Regions from separate parts of the Homo sapiens genome. Here region 2 is linked to region 1. A link is an interaction called in ENCODE POLR2A ChIA-PET data of the cell type or tissue named here. Cell type or tissue: K562. All regions are shown on one strand. Links, peaks and the distances in the headings refer to the core of each region. The heading gives the core; the rest is flanking DNA. Region 1 overlaps SUFU (SUFU negative regulator of hedgehog signaling). Region 2 overlaps PPRC1 (PPARG related coactivator 1).

Evidence for each region. Peaks named below come from ENCODE experiments on the same cell type or tissue, not always from the same donor. Only the 100,000 strongest peaks of a DNase experiment are listed, where the experiment ranks them.
Region 2: POLR2A ChIA-PET joins it to region 1 with 6 read pairs; 1 of 35 experiments calls an interaction of 5 or more read pairs at or near these places.

Annotation. Positions count from the first base shown.
Region 1 is chr10:102,536,288-102,543,295 of GRCh38, forward strand. The region is part of intron 2 of SUFU (SUFU negative regulator of hedgehog signaling); the gene reads left to right. Among named protein-coding and RNA genes, the nearest start is that of SUFU, 36 kb to the left of the region's middle. RefSeq lists an enhancer at 890-1,049. In K562, for the core only: a CTCF peak has its summit at 3,943; a DNase peak (open chromatin) is centred at 3,954.
Region 2 is chr10:102,133,784-102,140,791 of GRCh38, forward strand. It overlaps PPRC1 (PPARG related coactivator 1), which reads left to right. Exons shown (of 14, transcript NM_015062.5): 2 at 4,067-4,255; 3 at 4,836-4,982; 4 at 5,096-5,197; 5 at 5,317-7,008. Among named protein-coding and RNA genes, the nearest start is that of PPRC1, 4.2 kb to the left of the region's middle. RefSeq lists an enhancer at 4,455-5,654. In K562, for the core only: no CTCF peak of the experiment used is centred there; a DNase peak (open chromatin) is centred at 3,091.

The sequences.
Region 1 (7,008 bases), core at 2,954-5,453:
AGAAAATTTTGGAAAATACAAAGAAGTTTGAAAAACAAAAATTATACTGTAGTAGCCACTATAATAATTTTATTGCTTTTTTTTTTTTTTTTTTTGAGACAGAACCTCACTCTGTTGCCAGGCTGGAGTGCAGTGGTGCAATCTCGGCGCACTGCAACCTCCGCCTCCCGGGTTCAAGCAATTCTCCTGCCTCAGCATCCCGAGTAGCTGGGACTACAGGCGCCTGCCACTACACCTGGCTAATTTTTGTATTTTTAGTAGAGACAGGGTTTCACCATGTTGGCCAGGATGGTCTCGATCTCTTGACCTCGTGATCCACCTGCCTCGGCCTCCCAAAGTGTTGAGATTTCAGGCGTGAGCCACCATGCCTGGCCTGCATTTTCTTTTTCCCTTATATATTTTACTCACATTTAAAATTTCGTATTTACATCAACATTTTGAATCATACTTTATGTTGAATTTTGTTTTGTGTTTTTTCATAACTACTTATTTGTGGCATAATGTACATAACTTATCTTTTTCTTAAATTATTATACTTTTTGAGATGGAGTCTTACTCTGTTGCCCAGGCTAGAGTGCAGTGGTGTGATCTTAGCTCACGGCAACTTCTGCCTCCTGGGCTCCACTGATCCTCCTGCCTCAGCCTCCCGAATAGCTGGGACTGCAGGCATGTGCCACCAAACCCAGCTAATTTTTGTATTTTTAGCAGAGAGAGGGTTTCACTGTGTTGGCCAGGCTGGTCTTGAATTCCTGACCTCAGGTGATCTGCCCGCGTTGGTCTCTCAAAGTGCTGGGATTACAGGCATGAGCCACTGCACCCAGCCTACATAATTTAAATTTACCTTTTTTTTTTTTTTTTTTTTTGAGTCAAGGTCTTGCTCTGTCACTCAGGCTGCAGTGCAGTGGTGCAGCCACAACTTACTGCAGCCTGGACCTCCCAGACTCAGTGATTCTTCTGCTACAGACTCCGAGTAGCTGGGACCACAGCTGCACACCACCATGGCCAGCTAATTTTTAAATTGCTTGTAGAGATGGGATGTCCTTATGTTGCCCAGGTTGGTCGCAGACTCCTGGGCTCAAGCAGTCCTCCCACCTTGGACTCCTATAGTGCTGGGATTATAGGCATGATCCACTGCACCCAGCCCAAAATTTACCATTTTAACCATTTTTAGATTTACAGTTCAGTGGAATTAAGTACATTTACCTTGTTGTGCAACCATAACCACCTTCCACTTTCAGAAACACTCTGTACCCCTTAAACAATAACTCCCCCTTCTCACTTCCTCCAAACCCTGGCAACCACCATCTTATTTCTGTCTCTATGAATGTGACTACTCTGGGTACTTCATATAAGTGGAATCATATGACATTTGTCCCTTTGTGCCTGGCTTATTTCACTTAGCATAATGTCTTCAGGGTTCATCCATGTTGTAGCAGATGTCAGAATTTTCTTCCTTTTTAAAGGCTAATATTCCATTATATGTGTATACCAATTTGGCTTGTCCATCCATCTATTGACTGACTCTTGGGTTGCTTCTACCTTTTGACTATTGCTAATAATGCTACTCTGAACATCAGTATACAAATTTCTATTCAAGACCCTGCTTTCAGTTCTTTTGGATATATACCTGGAAGTAGAATTGCTGGATCATGTGGCAATTCTATGTTTAATTTTTGAGGAACCGCCATACTGTTTTCCATAGCAGCTGTATCATCTTACATTTCCACCAGCAATGTGTAAGGGTCCTAATTTCATGACCATTGTGAAAGGAGTTTATTTTTATGCTATAGTGAATAATAGGTGAACAGAAAACATTAGAGGCTATAGAGTGGGGTTCTGATGTAAAGTTCCTGTTCCTCTTTACCAGTAAGAGGTGGAAAGAGAACCCCTCACCTCTCAAAGATTAGTCCCTCTGCTTTCAGAACCATTGTTTTTAGTGACTTGTAATGTCCTACCACATAATGTGCCAGAACTCATATAATACCGCTACTTGTAGAACAGTTAGATTGTTTCTAGATTTTTTATTCTTATAAATACTACTGAATATACTTATGCAAGAGGCTTTTTTTTTTCCAAATGTAAGATTATTCCCTTAGGTAAATTAGCAGAACTGGAAACTGCTACTGTAAGTAATCACTGACACTAAGATCTACTGTGTTCCAGGTGCTGTTCTAAGTGTTTTCTATATTATATGTTAACTCATTTTAGTAGCTACCATATGGAAACTACAATTATCTTCGTTTTTGAAAAAAGACTTTTTTAGAGCCGTTTTAGGTTCTCAGCAAAATTGAGCAGAAAGTACAGAGAGCTACCACACACCCTCTGCTTACCACACGCATGCATGCACACACACACATGTATGCAGCCTCTCCCGCTGTCAACATCCTTACCCAGATTGGTACATTTGTTACAGTCAGTGAACCTACGTTGACACATCATCACCACCCAAAGTTCATAGTTTACATTAGAAGTGAGAAGGTATATAAGTGAAATGTAGATAAGAAGAGAAGTAAACTCTTCTTATCTACATTTTACAGATGAAGAAACTGAGGTACAGAGAGGCTAAGTGATTTGCCAAGGGTCACACAGCCAGGAAGGGTGGCAGAGCTAGGATTTGGGCATAGGCAGCCTGGCTTCAGAGACTGTGCTCTGGCACTGCTGACATTTTGGTGGCTCTTGATGCATATTCAGTGCTTTTTAAGTGTGGCAGTGTTTTGCTTTGTGCGGGTCAGACAGTGGACACTTCAGGATCGGTTGACCAACTGTCCCCATTTGCCTGGGCTTTTCCTGGTATGTGGGGCTTTCAGTTCTAAAGCCAGAAAAGTCCTGGGCAAACAAGACAAGTTGGTCACCCTGCTTCAGTGACTCCAGAGTCTTTTTTAGTAACTTAATTGTCACATCTCTTAGATGCCTTCAAATGTTTCCTCAATCTTTCTGTTTTTCATGACCTTTTGAAGAGTACAGGTCAGTTATTTTATAGAATGTCCTTCAATTTGGATTTATCTGATGTTTCCTCATGCGTAGGATCAGTGTATGTATTTCTCCATAGGAATATCACAGACATGTTGTGCCCTTCTTAGTGATCATATCAGGAGGCACTTGATGTTGATTTGTCTAATTACTGTTGATGATGTCTAATTACTTTGATTGTTTGGTTAAGGTGGTGTCTGCTAGGTTTCTCTTCTGTATAGTTACTGCTTTTCCATTAATAATTAATAAGTAACTTGTGGGAAGGCATTTTGAGGCTATGTCAGTATCTTGTTTCTCATCAGATTTTTTACCCACTATTTTTACCACCCGTTGATGATTCTTGCCTGAATTATTATTACAATAGTTGTCAAATGGTGACTTCTCATTTGATAATTGTTTCTACATTCATTCATTGATATTGAGATTTTACTGTAAGGAAGAGTCTTCTCCATATTTACTTACTTATTCATTTATTTATATCAATGTATTAGGGCTCTCTAGGAAAAACAATTGGAGATGCACATCCACATATCTATATATTATCTATACACATAATATAAATACAAATCTATAAAGAGATTTAGGAGAAAGAATTAGCTCATGCGATTACAGATGCTGGCAAGTCCAAAATCTTTAGAGCCAGTGTCACTAGGTCCATTACAATCAGTGTGGACTCATAGATTTTTATTTTAATTAATAGATTATAATTTGTTAGGATGCTTTAATTTAATGCTCAGATTGTTGTTGATTTGGCCAGTGAGAACCTTGAGTTTGGCTTCTCTCTACTTTTGGCATGTTCCCATCATTCTCTGAACCACTTCCTTACTTTCTGGCACAGTAGGAAATTTCAGAATCATTTTGTACTTTGCCAGCCCAGGAATCAGCCATTTATCCAGGAAGCCCTGGTTTTATTTAGTGGAGAATGGTATATAGAAGCCATGATCCGGAGGCTAGGTATTATCATTGCTCTTGGAGTGTCACTGCTCCCAGTGGCCAGAACTAGGAAACACACATGCACATATACACATACCACTCTATTTCCATATTGGTTTCTCTCTTAAATACCATGAATTCATACTGATACCTCCAATTCTAAAGCTATACCTATGGGGGCCTGGTGCAGTGACTCATGCCTGTAATCCCAGCACTTTGGGAGGCCCAAGTGGGTGGATCACTTGAGGTCAGTAGTTCAAGACCAGCCTGGCCAACATGGTGAAACCCCGTCTCTACCAAAAATACAAAAATTAGCCAGGTGTGTTGGTGCACACCTGTAGTCCCAGCTGCTCAGGAGGCTGAGGCAGGAGAATCACTTGAACCTGGGAGGCAGAAGTTGCAGTGAGCCAAGATCACACCACTGCACTCCAGCCTGGGCAACAGAGCAAGACTCTGTCTCAAAAAATAATAACTAACTAACTAAATAAATACTATACCCGTGGCATTCATTCCTGCCTGCCTTTAAAATATATATATATATATATTTCAGACCAGGCACAGTGGCTCACACCTACAATCCTAGCGCTCTGGGAGGCCAAGGTGGGTGGATCACTTGAGGTCAGGAGCTCGAGACCAGCCTGGCCAACATGGTGAAACCCTGTCTCTACTAAAAATACAAAAATTAGCTGGCCGTGATGGTGTGCGCCTGTAATCCCAGCTACTCGGGAGGCTGAGGCAGGTGAATCACTTGAACCCGGGAGGCGGAGGTTGCAGTGATCAGAGATCGCGCCATTGCACTCCAGACTGGGTGACAGAGCAAGACTCCATCTCGAAAAAAAAAAGTTACTTGGGTTATATCTTTTCTTCCCCCTTTCAGTGTGGTTATATGGTTGATTTGAAATACTGTTAGGTTCATTAATTTCTGTTTGTATTATATTTTAGCATTTTCTCCCTCCTCATTGATTCTGTTTCATTTATTTTGAGTATGTGAAAGCATTATCACGGATCCAAAACCAAAAGTGAGAACTATACAAAAAGGTATATTCAAATAAATGTTACCCACCTCCACACCCTGCAGTGCTTTCTACCGCCTTCCCACCTACTGTATGTAAGAATCCATCTCATTCATTTTTGGTTTATCCTTCCCACATGGCTTTCTACAGAAATGAGTAGGTAATGTATATTTTCCTACTTTTCTTTCTTTCTTTCTTTCTTTCTTTTTTTTTGAGATGGAGTCTCGCTCTGTCACCCAGGCTGGAGTGCAGTGGTGCGATCTCGGCTCACTGCAACCTCTGCCTTCTGGGTTCAAGCGATTCCCCTGCCTCAGCCTCCCTAGTAGCTGGAACTACAGGCATGTGCCACCACGCCTGGCAAATTTTTGTATTTTTAGTAGAGACGAGGTTTCACCATGTTGGCCAGGCTGGTCTCCAACTCCTGACCTCAGGTGATCTGCCTGCCTCGGCCTCCCAAAGTGCTAGGATTGCAGGCGTGAGCCACCGCGCCCGGCTTTTTTTTTTTTTTTTTTTTTTTTCCTTTTGAGACAGTTTTGCTCTTGGTGCCCAAGCTGGAGTATAATGGTGTGATCTCGGCTCACCGCAACCTCCACCTCCCAGGTTCAAACAATTCTCCTGCCTCAGCTTCCCTAGCAGCTGGGATTGCAGGTGTACACCGCCATGCCCGGCTAATTTTTTTTTTTTTTTTTTTTTTTGAGACAGAGTTTCGCTCTTGTTGCCCAGGCTGGAGGGCAATGATGGTGCGATCTTGGCTCACTGCAACCTCTGCCTCCTGGGTTCAAGCAGTTCTCCTGCCTCAGTCTCCCGAGTAGCTGAGATTACAGGCATGCGCCACCATGCCCGACTAATTTTGTATTTTTGGTAGAGATGGGGTTTCTCCATGTTGGTCAGGCTGGACTTGAACTCCCGACCTCAAGTGATCCACCCACCTTGGCGTTTTTTTTTTTGAGATGGAGTCTCACTCTGTTGCCTGGGCTGGAGTGCAGTGGCGTGATCTCGGCTCACTGCCACCTCTGCCTCCCGGATTCAAGCGATTCTCCTGCCTCAGCCTCCTGAGTAGCTGGGATTACAGGTGCACGCCACCACTCCCAGCTAGTTTTTGTATTTTTAGTAGAGACAGGGTTTCTCCATGTTGGTCAGGCAGGTCTTGAACTCCTGACCTCATGATCCGCCCACCTCGGCCTCCCAAAGTGCTGGGATTACAGATGTGAGCCACTGCGCCCGGCCTATATATATATATATTTTTTTTTAAGTAGAGATGGGGTTTCATCATGTTGGCCAGGCTGGTCTTGAACTCCTGAACTCAGGTGATCCACCTGCTTTGGCCTCCCAAAGTTCTGGGATTACAGATGTCAGCCACCATGCCTGGCTCCTATCTTCCTTTCTTTCTTCCTCAAAAACATACTATAATATCCTTTTGCTCTTTTTTTTTTTTTTTTGAGACTGAGTCTCCCTCTGTCACCCAGGCTGGAGTGCAGTGGCGTAATCACAGCTCACTGTACCTTCTGCTTCCTGGATTCAAGCAATCCTCCTGCCTTAGCCTCCTGAGTAGCTGGGACTACAGGCACGTGCCACCATGCCCAGCTAATTTTTGTACTTTTTGTGGAGGCAAGGCTTCGCCATGTTGCCCAGCCTGGTGTCGAATTCCTGGGCTCAAGCAATCTACCGGCTTTGGCCTCCCAAAGTGCTGGAATTACAGGCATGAACCACCGTGCCCAGCCTCTTTTGCTTTTTTCGCCTAACAGTGTTTATACCAATTTGTAGAGTTCTTCATTCTTTCTTACAGCAGCATTTTCTTACAGCACTTTGAGTCATTCTCCTATAAATGGGCATTTAGGTGATTTCCAGTATTTTGCAATTATAAGTTCTTAGAAGTGGGATTGCTGGATCCAAAGGTATAAACCTATACGTAGTTTTATTAGGTACTGCCTAATTCTCCTCCATATAAGTTGTACTAATTTATATCCATACCGGCAACATATGAGAGTGTCTCTTCCCCCACAACCTCAGCAACAGAATATGATGTCATACTTACTAATTTTTGCCAATCTGATAGGTGAGAATGGTATCTCATTGTTTTCATTTGCATTTC
Region 2 (7,008 bases), core at 1,972-4,471, 400 kb before region 1:
GTGTCTCCACGGGTCCCGCCATCTCCTGCCGGGGCTGGAGGCCCGGGCCGGGAAGGAAGGTAAGGGCTGCTAGAGTCAACTTTGTTCAGAGCCTTGGAGGTTTTTTTTTTCCCTGCTGCTTGGGTCCGCAACGTCTCTCCACTGCGGATGGTGAAGGACTCTCCAGATGTTGCGGGAGTTTGTTCCCTGCGGATGGCTGAGTGTGATGGGGAGGGTAGAGGGCTGAGGCTGAAGGGTTGTGGAGGAGTGAGTTTGTGGCGCTTCCGTCTGACCGGCTTGGGGTGGGTTGTGAGTCACGGGCATTGGCGTTTTGGTTGCCTTGCAGTCTTGCCTTATTAGTGATTCAAGGGGTATGGGGAGTGTCAACATACACCTGGGACAAGGTTAAGAAAGGGAAAGGGAATCCTCTCCTCACTTTTTCCTCCAGCATCTCTTTTGGGAAGGCATGCTCCTGTAATCTGACACGCAGAAACTGGGGTGGTCCGTACTTAAGGCTCTTCGGATTTTTTGCTGGGGATGGGAAAAGTTGGAGGCGGTTTGAGAACTGTTCAACATGTTCAACAGTTGAACATACACTGGATGAGGAGGATTCTGTTAGATATTTTTTTCTTGGCCTTCAAAAAGTGTTATTGTTCTACTCTACAGTGGAGGGCTTCTTAAAAGTTTCCACCCAGGGTAGAAGGGGCAGGAATTAGTTTGAACTGTTACCTCTCTTAAACAATTAAGCTGAGTCCTTGACAGCATTTTTTGTGTGTTACTAGGTGGGAGTTGGGCTGCAGGCTGCCTGGTAATATCAGGTCCGGCAGACCAATCCAGGCCCTTGCCCAGGGGAGAATGGTTTCTGGGGCAAGAATTTGGGAGCGCTGATCCCTTCTCCCCTACTTTCTCAGAGGTCACATCTTTTGGGGCTGGTGCTGCCTACCTACCAGAGCCCCAGGGTCTAGGCCAGAATCTCAAGGCAATGCCCAGCTCTCTATGAACCATTCATCTTCACCTCCATCAGGTGTCCAGTCAGAGACACACCCTCACACCTGACCTCACCCATCACTGAATTCCCAAATAGCACAGGGAGAGTCAGGAAGGATCCAAGATCCAGCTATAATAGTTAAGTAGTAATTTGGGATTGGAGAGGATCTCATGGAGAGATTGTCATTCCCTTCCCCCGAAAACCAAAGATGGGTATATGTGAGCTGGTCAGTCAGCCAGTTATTTATTGAAATACCATTATGTTTAGGCACAGGGGACAAACTGGTAAACCACATAAACATGGTCTTTATCCCTCAGGATCTATGTTTTAATCAGGATAGACCGATGATAAATAATAATGAATGAGACAAAAGTGCAGGATATTTGGGATTATGTAATTGGCAGTAGTGATCTACTTTGCAGAGTCTGAGACGGGACATTTAAAGCTGAGATGTTAAAACTGTGGAAAACCTTTAATCAGGGAAAAGTGAAGCCCTCAAGGAGGAAGAGAGCATGGCTTATTGGAGAAACCGAGACCTGTACTACAGAGTAGTGGGAGAGGACACGCTGGAGCAGAGGTCTGGTGGGGAAGACAGGACTTTTGTAAGCTATATATATATATATTTTGTTGTTTTGTTGTTGTTTTTGAAATGGAGTCTTGCTTTGTCACCCAGGTTGGAGTGCAGTGGTGTGATCTTGGCTCACTGCAACCTCCATCTCCTGGGTTCATGCAATTCCCCTGCCTCAGACTCCTGAGTAGCAGGGATTACAGGCAAGCACCACCACACATGGCTAATTTTTGTATTTTTAGTAGAGACAGGGTTTCACCATATTGGTCAGGCTGGTCTTGAACTCCTGACCTCAAGTGATCCACCCACCTCAGCCTCCCAAAGTGCTGGGATTACAGGCGTGAGCCACCACACCCGGCCTGTAAGCTATATTAAAGAGTTTAAACCTAATGCTAAGAGCAGTAAAATGCCATTGAAGGGATTTAGGGAGGGTCTCAGGCAGTGATCAGATACATATTTAAAAAGTTTCTGACTGTTTTTGAACCCTGGAGGGAGCAGGTTTGGTGGGTGAAAGCTACTTGGGAGGTTTTTGAAGTTAGAGGTGCTGATGGCTGGCTTACTTTCAGCCTGGGCTTAGCACTCGGATGATCTTGGTACTCTGGGAGCTGTGCTGTTTGGGAATTGAGTGATGGGTGAGGTCAGGTGTGAGGGTGTGTCTCTGACTGGACACCTGATGGAGGTGAAGATGAGTGGTTCATAGAGAGCTGGGCATTGTCTTGAGATTCCAGCTTAGTCGCTGGGGCTCTGGTAGGTAGGTGGTGGCAGAGCAAATGGAGTTGCAGCCTCTTGGCTCACCCTGGAGTGTTTGCAGAGCCAGGTGCTATTCAGCTGCTGGTTTGTAATTATAGGATTGTGAAGGCCTGGGAGGAGTTAGTGCCTAAAACCTACCACTTTTTGCTTATTCTCTGGGCCTGGCCTCCTAACGCGTCCTTAACCAGCCTTTCCTTTTCCTGGGCGTTGGTACTCAGCTCTGTTAGGAGGGTATATATTGCCGGGGTGTGGGGGGTGGGGGTGTGGAAGACACCTGTTGCTTTTTTCTTTTGGAAGTGGTGCGGAATTTCACTTTGTTGCAGAAGAGGAAAGGGAAGGTCTGGCCTGTCTGTATGTGATCCTGTTCTCAGGCCTTTTTACTTCATGTTTCCTATGCGGTAGTTTCCCCTTATCCACAGTTTCTGTTAACCTGCTGTCAACTGGGGTCTAAAAATACATGAGTACAGTACAGTGAGATATTCTGAGAGCCAGAGAGCCCACATTCGCATAACTTTTATTATAGTATATTGTTTTAATCTATTTTATTATTAATTTCTTATTGTGCTTAATTTATAAGTTAAACTTCATCGTTGGTATGTATTGTTTGTATCAATACATACCAATGTATTGGTAGTATCTGTGGTTTCAGGCATCTACTGGGGATCTTGGAATGTATCCCTCTAGGATAAGGGGGGACTACTGTAGTGGAGATCCCCCTGGCTCTGGCCTCACCACTACCATTCTGGTCCCTTCCGGCCCTGCCCACACCCACACTCTTGACAGGTCTGGGCGGGCTGCTTGATGCCTGACACGAGAGGCCGTAAATGCTGCTAGTTCTTAGAGGAGTGTGGGGCGGGGCCTTTCCATCTAGGGAATCAAGCTTTCTCTTCACTTGCTCTCATCTGGTAGGAGTGGAGAAGAGGCCCTTCCCTTGGAATTACCATTGAGAGGTTGAGTGTCTCACTGTTGGGCCTTCAAAATAAGTGTCGGCCGGGCGTGGCGGCTCACGCCTGTAATCACAGCACTTTCAGAGGCTGAGTCGGGCGGATTACTTGAGATTTGGAGTTTGAGACCAGCCTGGCCAATAAGGTGAAACCCTGTCTCTACTAAAAATACAAAAATTAGCTGGGCGTGGTGGTGGGCGCCTATAATCCCAGCTGCTCCGGAGGCTGAGGCAGGAGAATCGCTTGAACCCAGGAGACCGAACCCATGAGTGTCATGGGGATGGGGGTAGGGGGTGGGGTGTGATTACCAGAAAAGTTAATGCTGCAGAAAAGTCTGTGATTTTAGAGTTGTGAGGAGAGATCACCGTGGGCTGGGGAAGCTGGGGTGTCTTCTTGAAGAAGGTAGGATTTGCACTAAGCAGAGAACTAAATGGGATTTGAGGTAGGTGAGGTTGTTGGAGCTGAAGCTGTCTCCTTGCTGACCTCTTTTGCTTTGGTGTGCCCCTCAGACTGTTATCTTCACTGCTGCCAGTAGATGATTCTGAACAATCTTGATTTTCCTGATGTTTTTACTCCCGGGTTTTAATCTGTGACTCTAGCTGTTTCTGGTTGGAGCCCAAACATTTTTCTGCCCCAGAAGGTCCCTGAAAACTGCCATCCTTATTGGGGTTTTTGCTCATAGGTTGTGCTTCTCTCTGCTCTGCTAGCCCAGAAGTTTGGCGACAGTGTTGCTGCTGCTGAGTTTGGCCCCAGCAGTGGAGGGTACCTGATTTATGGAGCATATTATCAGCTGCTGCCAGAGAGCTCATACCCTTCTCACCTTCTTCTCTGCTCCAGGTGCTGCTGCATGAGGAGGCGGGTGATTCTGGCTTTGTCAGTCTCTCTCGGCTGGGCCCATCTCTGAGGGACAAGGACCTGGAAATGGAGGAGCTAATGCTGCAGGATGAGACACTGCTGGGGACCATGCAGAGCTACATGGATGCCTCCCTTATCTCCCTCATTGAGGATTTTGGGAGCCTTGGAGAGGTGAGCTGGGGCTGGACTCTGAAATCTTCAAGCAGGAGGTTTACATGGGAGGTTCTAGCTCAAATTCTTGGCATGGCTCTGCTCTCCCAGGACCTTAGCTTCTTCCTGGGTGCCCAACCTGAATCCTTGAAGTGTATTTTTTGTCTCTAAGTGGGAATTAGGCTGCAGGCTGCCAGATTATGTCCCATGTAAGAATTCCTTTCCTAGCTTAGACTATAGTCCAAGGCCTTTCCCACTGTCTGGGCCCCTGAACTACATGTCCAGAGGATTCTGATCTCTGTTTTTCAGCTCATTTCTAGCCTAGCCGATGGTTGTCTGCTGAGCATCCCACATCTTATCTGAGGGTAGGGGAATGTGTGAAACCCAAGCTTGAGTCAAGTCTGACAGGTCTCTGTTGACACCAAGAGCTGGTGGATGGTAGCTGAGATTGGAATCCATGCCTTCTGGTATTCAGATCCTTCTCGCTGCCCCATTAGCTGAGTTGAACCTGGGAGACTGATTCTCTCGATATCCAGTCCTTAGTGGCATAGTAGGTCATTAGGGATGTTGGTAGGACCTTCTGGTTGTTTTTCTGGAGCAGAGCAGGTTATCTCTGGAGGACCAGAATGAAGTGTCGCTGCTCACGGCTCTGACGGAGATCTTGGACAATGCAGATTCTGAGAACCTTTCTCCATTTGACAGCATTCCTGATTCGGAGCTGCTTGTGTCACCCCGGGAGGGCTCCTCTGTGAGTGTGGGACCAGGGGAAGGGGATTAGTACAAAGTTTAGACCCATGCCTGTGGACCTACTCATATAGCTCTGAAGCATAGACTGATCTCAGGTCTTTCTTTCCCTCTTAGCTGCACAAGCTGCTTACTCTCTCTCGGACACCCCCAGAACGTGACCTCATCACCCCAGTTGACCCACTGGGGCCCAGTACAGGCAGCAGTAGAGGGAGTGGGGTAAGCCTGACCTAGAGGGTTTCAGAAACTCCCAGGTGGGAGGAGGAGTGTGTGGGGACAGGTCTGGAAAATACTTTCCCAAAGAAAACTCCTCCTGAGACCTCTCTTCTCTCCTGCAGGTTGAAATGTCTCTTCCAGATCCCTCTTGGGACTTCTCCCCACCCTCTTTCTTAGAGACCTCTTCCCCCAAGCTTCCTAGCTGGAGACCCCCAAGATCAAGACCACGCTGGGGCCAATCCCCACCTCCCCAGCAGCGCAGTGATGGAGAAGAAGAGGAGGAGGTGGCCAGCTTCAGTGGCCAGATTCTTGCCGGGGAGCTTGACAACTGTGTGAGCAGTATCCCGGACTTCCCCATGCATTTGGCCTGCCCTGAGGAGGAAGATAAAGCAACAGCAGCAGAGATGGCAGTGCCAGCAGCTGGTGATGAGAGCATCTCCTCCCTGAGTGAGCTGGTGCGGGCCATGCACCCATACTGCCTGCCCAACCTCACCCACCTGGCATCACTTGAGGATGAGCTTCAGGAGCAGCCAGATGATTTGACACTGCCTGAGGGCTGCGTAGTGCTGGAGATTGTGGGGCAGGCAGCCACAGCTGGCGATGACCTGGAGATCCCAGTTGTGGTGCGACAGGTCTCTCCTGGACCCCGGCCTGTGCTCCTGGATGACTCGCTAGAGACTAGTTCTGCCTTGCAGCTGCTTATGCCTACACTGGAGTCAGAGACAGAGGCTGCTGTGCCCAAGGTAACCCTCTGCTCTGAGAAAGAGGGGTTGTCATTGAACTCAGAGGAGAAGCTGGACTCAGCCTGCTTATTGAAGCCCAGGGAGGTCGTGGAGCCGGTGGTGCCCAAGGAGCCTCAGAACCCACCTGCCAATGCAGCACCAGGTTCCCAGAGAGCTCGAAAGGGCAGGAAGAAGAAGAGCAAGGAGCAGCCAGCAGCCTGTGTGGAAGGCTATGCCAGGAGGCTGAGGTCATCTTCTCGCGGGCAGTCTACTGTAGGTACAGAAGTGACCTCTCAGGTAGACAACTTGCAGAAACAGCCTCAGGAAGAACTTCAAAAAGAGTCTGGGCCTCTCCAGGGTAAGGGGAAGCCCCGGGCTTGGGCTCGGGCCTGGGCAGCTGCCTTGGAGAATTCTAGCCCTAAGAACTTGGAGAGAAGTGCTGGACAAAGTAGTCCTGCTAAAGAAGGCCCTCTAGACCTCTACCCAAAGCTGGCTGACACTATCCAAACCAATCCTATACCAACCCATCTCTCATTGGTCGACTCTGCCCAAGCCAGCCCCATGCCAGTTGACTCTGTTGAAGCTGATCCCACTGCAGTTGGCCCTGTTCTAGCTGGCCCTGTACCTGTTGACCCTGGGTTGGTTGACCTTGCTTCAACCAGCTCAGAACTGGTTGAGCCTCTCCCGGCTGAGCCAGTGCTGATCAACCCAGTCCTGGCTGACTCAGCAGCAGTTGACCCTGCAGTGGTTCCCATCTCAGATAACTTGCCACCAGTTGATGCTGTCCCGTCTGGCCCAGCACCAGTTGATCTAGCACTGGTTGACCCTGTTCCTAATGACCTGACTCCAGTTGACCCAGTGCTAGTTAAGTCCAGACCAACTGATCCCAGACGTGGTGCAGTGTCATCAGCCCTGGGGGGTTCAGCACCCCAGCTCCTCGTGGAGTCAGAGTCCTTGGACCCACCAAAGACCATCATCCCTGAAGTCAAAGAGGTTGTGGATTCTCTGAAAATTGAAAGTGGTACCAGTGCTACAACCCATGAAGCCAGACCTCGGCCTCTCAGCTTATCTGAGTACCGGCGACGAAGGCAG